2 separate regions of the Homo sapiens genome follow, and region 2 is linked to region 1. Evidence: read pairs that join two places in POLR2A ChIA-PET (ENCODE). Cell type or tissue: IMR-90. All regions are shown on one strand.

Region 1 (2,500 bases):
ATGTGAGGAGGCTAGGCACGGTGGCTCACGCCTGTAATCCCAGCACTTTGGGAGGCCGAGCCGGGTGGATCACCTGAGGTCAGGAGTTCGAGACCAGCCTGGCCAATATGGTGACACTTCATCTCCAATAAAAGTACAAAAATTAGCCGGGCGTGGTGGCATGGGCCTGTAGTCCCAGCTACTAGGGAGGCTGAGGCAGGAGAACTGCTTGAACCCGGGAGGCGGAGGCTGCAGTGAGCTGAGATCGTGCCACTGCACTCCAGCCTGGGTGACAGAGCAAGATTCTGTCTCCAAAAAAAAAAAAAAAGTGAGGAATTCGTGCTGTTCCAAACACTGTCCGGAGCAACTAGGGAAAACATTTTAAGAAAAATACTAATAAATCTAATCCTCTCCAAAAGGGCTAAATTAATGCACTCTTCTAGCAGAATCTGAAGCCCAAGAAATAAAGTGCCAGCCGCAATTCTCTTTCACAACAGCAGGGTAAGAACGAGAGTCTTTGTTCAATCTTTCTCCACTTCTGACTCAGTCACTTACTCAGCAGGGTTTATCCATTTCACTACTTCAACTTTCTTCCCAAACTTCTTCTGGCCTCCTCCAGCAGTTTCTCTTTCCCAACATCCAAATTCTGTTCATTTTCCATAACCCATTAGCAAAAATAGAAGCATGAGGCCTTAGCCAAACAAATCCAAGAAAGTCTTGTGTGTGTGTGTGTGTGTGTGTGTGTGTGTGTGTGTGTGTGTGACAGTCTCTCTCTGTAGCCTAGCCTGAAATGCAGTGGTGTGATCTCGGCTCACTGCAACCTCCACCTGCTGGGTTCAAGTTATTCTCCTGTCTCAGCCTCCTGAGTAGCTGGGATTACAGATGCACGTCACCACGCCCAGCTAATTTTTGTATTTTTAGTAGAGACAGGGTCTCACCATGTTGGCCAGGCAGGGCTAGAACTCCTGACCTCAAGTGATCCACCCACTTCAGCCTCCCAAAGTGCTGTGATTACAGGCATGAGCCACTGCACCTGGTCTCAGAAACTCTTAATGCATCTTGCCCCATCTATAGTTTGTTTTATTTTTATAAAAAAAAGAATCATACTATAAAATTCTTATTTTCTAGCAGATTATTTCACTCATTTTAAAATTTCCTTTTATATTCACAAAAGTTCTTTGAAGTAGGTATTACCTTCTTTGTATATACAGCTGAATTCAGAAGTAACCTATCCAAAAATCATAAGGCTTTTTAAGAGGCTGGGTCAAAATTCAAACTCAGATCTGTCAGATTCCATGAAGCCCATACGCTTTATTATCTCCTATATCCAGTTATCAAATTATACATAAATAACTTCAATCAACTTGTATGATGCAAGAAATTCCTACTTGAGTGGTCACACTTTAAAAAATTCATTATCTGATGATGTTAAAAGTTCTAAGGCTACAAATTAAAGATCACCCAATACCAGTGTCACCCTATCCTCTAGTGAGATGAAACTAAATAGGGAAAGGGTTAGGTCAAAAGCAACAGTCCTCATTTAGCATCATAATTAGTTCACTTCTTGTTTAAAATGGCAAGGTTCTGCCTAAATAATGAACTGCTCAATAGGAATAATACACATTAGCTAAACCATGTAATAACTGAATTAGCAAATTAAACTACTTTGACACAAAAGCCAACTAAAAAGCGATTAGCTATGCACACCAACTGGTAATACCATAATTTCTCTAATATCTTACTGTCTCAAAGTTATCAAGGCAATGAAATATAAGTATTTCAATTACAAAGACTTTGGAAAGATTTCCAGTTGAAAATGGTTTTCTTAGCAGAAGATAACTGGAGAAATAAAGTTTGTAGATTCTGAGTTTATTAACAGTATATTTAAAATAAGCTTGTGGATCAGGTGTTAGTTACATATATCAATTGTCAGTATAAGGCAGTGAGGTTCAAGGGAGTGCCCTCTTCCACACCCCTGGAGTTGAAAAAAGGTAAAGTTTAGCACAGAGTAGAACTCTGGACTGGGGAACAACCTAGATATCAAGCTACACCTCTAGGGGCTACTTTAGGTCAAAGTGAATCTTAATGAATCTTTTCTGAAAGAGTCTGAATCAAAAAAGGATAATGTATAGGAGGTAAGGGGTAAAAATATTCTCCCTGACACACCTACTCTCTAGGAAGAGCTAACAAGTACATTTGTAAGAAAGTATAGGCAAATAAATACAACTACAATAAGTGAACCTATAGTTATTTCTTATTTTAGGACTAAACCTTAATTCATCTCATACCCTCACCCCAAGTCTTTTAGCAGCTGCTAAATTATGAGGAAAAAGAAAAACTTGCTTTTTTCTAGTTGTTTTTCTGTTCTTCAATTCACTATAGCCTTTGGCACAGAATGAGGTTTCAAATTCTGCTTGTTCTCTCCTGGAATCAAAACCGTACTTGAATTTCCTAGGTCTTTGATGGAAAAAATTAACATTCTATTCTTAAGCTTAAAAAAAAAAAGATCCAAATCTCAGTT
Region 2 (2,500 bases), 140 kb before region 1:
GGAAAAACCCCTTATAAAACCATCAGATCTTGTGAGGACTCACTTCGCTATCATGAGAACAGCATGGGGGGACTGCCTCCATCATCTAGTCACCTCCTACGAGGTCCCTCCCCCAGTGCATGGGGATTACAATTTGGATTACAATTCAAGATGAGATTTGTGTGGGGACCCAGAGCGAGACCTTGTCAGGATCTTACTGTGTTGCCTCTCTGGGCTCAAGCGATCCTGGTACTTCAGCCTCCTGAGCAGTTGGAATTTCAGGGGCACACCACTGTGCCTGGCTTCCAGTCTGATCTTAAAGGATATGACCTTGCATATGTCTCCCCATCTGAAACCTACCTCATGAGTTTAAGGATCAAATGATGTTTTTACGTAACAGTAGTAACTATTACCATTATTATAATAATTTGGAGTTATTACTTGAGGGAAAAGTAACATTTTTAAAGAAAATCGGTTGTTCCAATTAGCATATTCAGAGACGGTTGTATGTGTAGGGGAATTATGATACATTTCCAAATGTGTACTGGGATTTTTTTTTTAATATCTGCAGTTTTGGTATAGCTGTGGTAAGTAAGCCTTTGGGGTGAAAAGGTTGATTTACTAGAGATAGGCTGTGATGTGCCAGCTAGTATTACTCTACAGTGTTCAAGGATCTGTGAGAAGCAATACTTCCTGTACATTTTCAGGAGTAGAAAGGAGCAGTGGTGGCCCAAAGTGCCTGGCCGCTGCACAGTGGTCATGCCCCCTAAAAATTGAATGAGTCTGTAGAGTGAGCCCAATCTAGCCCAGGAGTGTTTGAACTCTGGGTCACACTTTAATTTGATTAACACTTTCACTTATTAATGGTCTTGATTTGTCTTGGCACTTTGCAATTAAATGGTCTATACAAAGACTTTCTCCTTTGGACACAGCGTATATTTGTCGTCTAACTACAGAGTTTAGCATCAAATAATTTTATGACAGACCACATTTGGCATGCCTAGTTATTCAGGGAATTTTCAAAGAACCATAGAGGGACTTTTTAGTCACACATCCTCTCTGTTCTTAGTCATCTACTCCTTTTATGGTAGTCATTAGCCAGTATCTCTCAACCTCTTCTACAATGTTTAACAGTTAGTGTACACTCTCTGTAGCACTGGTTTTTTTTGAGCTCTGTGTACTTAATAATGAGACAGTCAGCATATACTTGTGAAAACATAAACTAAATGTTGGTATATTCTCCGCATGGTTTCTTTTTATAGAACCACAGTTGTTAACACACATTAACTACTTCAAAATCACTAATTAAAACATTTTCTCATCTGTATTTTGGGAGTATTATCTTTTCTCCCCTCCAGTTGTACCACTTAAGTATCATTGGTTACATTCAGAATTAAGGGACAAGAGAAATGAAAGACAGTGTGATTTAGAAGTTTTCCTTTAATGCATAGGAAAACAGACGTTTTCATATTCTAGGTAATCAGAAGTACCTTCTACATTTAACTACTTGACCCTAATGACCTGGTCAAATTCCAGTGTTGCACAATTGCATTGTACCTTCCCTAATACCCAGTGAATTTAATTGTTTGGCTACAAACTATTCCCCTTAACTTTTTAGAACCATTTTGTAGGCTGTGCTCTTATAAAGATATATCAAAAGCCGCACTTGTCACCTTTTCTAAAAATGCAAGTCATTTTCACCCCCTCTCCTTCTAATCCTTCTACTTTCTCCCCATATTTATAAACACATTTCCCAAAAAATATTCAATCTTCTTTTTCATGGATCCAAAAGACATTGGACATATGGCTTGAACACAACACTGGGGTAATAATTAATTAAGGTAAGAAAGCAAGGATTTTGGAAAGTGTGGGTTGATGAGTCAGATAATGGTAGGATTTTTCTCCTGATCTCTGGTAAGGTATTACAAAGTTCTCTCCTAATTGTCTTGCAGGCCCCTGACAGCATATCCTGAATTAAACTTGTTCTGTTTTCCCAGCTTACCCTTCTAAATTCTCTATTTCCTGTCACGGCATCTCTCTCCATCCCTTAATCATCTAAACTGGAATCCCAGCTCTCTATTTCACACCCCATATCCAATCCCCTCGGCCCTTAGGGGAGAGCGGGCAATAGATCCTGGCTGCGCTGGTCACCTGTGGGCTCCAGCAGCAAACAGGTGGGTTCATTTCCTGCAGTATGCTGTACAAATGTTTTATTTTTGTATGCCCTGATGTGAAAAGGTTTGGAAAGTATTCAGGATAGAATTTACACTCGTATGAAGGCTGTGCCAGAAATGACCCCAACTGACTTCTGCTTCATCCTCTCCCTCTCTCCTCAAGTACATTTTATGTTATAACCTCATCAAAAAAAGTCTCAGTATCCTAAATACACACACTTTGCCATTTTATTTCCCCATCCTTAATTACATCATTTTGTGGTTGCTTCTCCCTGTTTCTGCATGGTGAAATTTTATTCCTCCTTTAAGCGTAACCCAAATGTTATCTCTTCCTTGGCCTTAGTAGG

What was found. ChIA-PET counts read pairs that join two places held together with the same protein. Peaks named below come from ENCODE experiments on the same cell type or tissue, not always from the same donor. Only the 100,000 strongest peaks of a DNase experiment are listed, where the experiment ranks them.
Region 2: POLR2A ChIA-PET joins it to region 1 with 5 read pairs; 2 of 35 experiments call an interaction of 5 or more read pairs at or near these places.

What each region holds. Positions count from the first base shown.
Region 1 is chr2:64,553,797-64,556,296 of GRCh38, reverse strand. All of the region lies in intron 2 of AFTPH (aftiphilin), which reads right to left. The region is part of intron 5 of LOC105374773 (a long non-coding RNA gene); the gene reads left to right. Among named protein-coding and RNA genes, the nearest start is that of MIR4434, 30 kb to the right of the region's middle. In IMR-90, a CTCF peak has its summit at 471; no DNase peak of the experiment used is centred here.
Region 2 is chr2:64,697,444-64,699,943 of GRCh38, reverse strand. No RefSeq gene overlaps it. Among named protein-coding and RNA genes, the nearest start is that of SERTAD2, 45 kb to the right of the region's middle. RefSeq lists an enhancer at 985-1,054. In IMR-90, no CTCF peak of the experiment used is centred here; a DNase peak (open chromatin) is centred at 1,063; H3K27ac peaks cover 490 bases.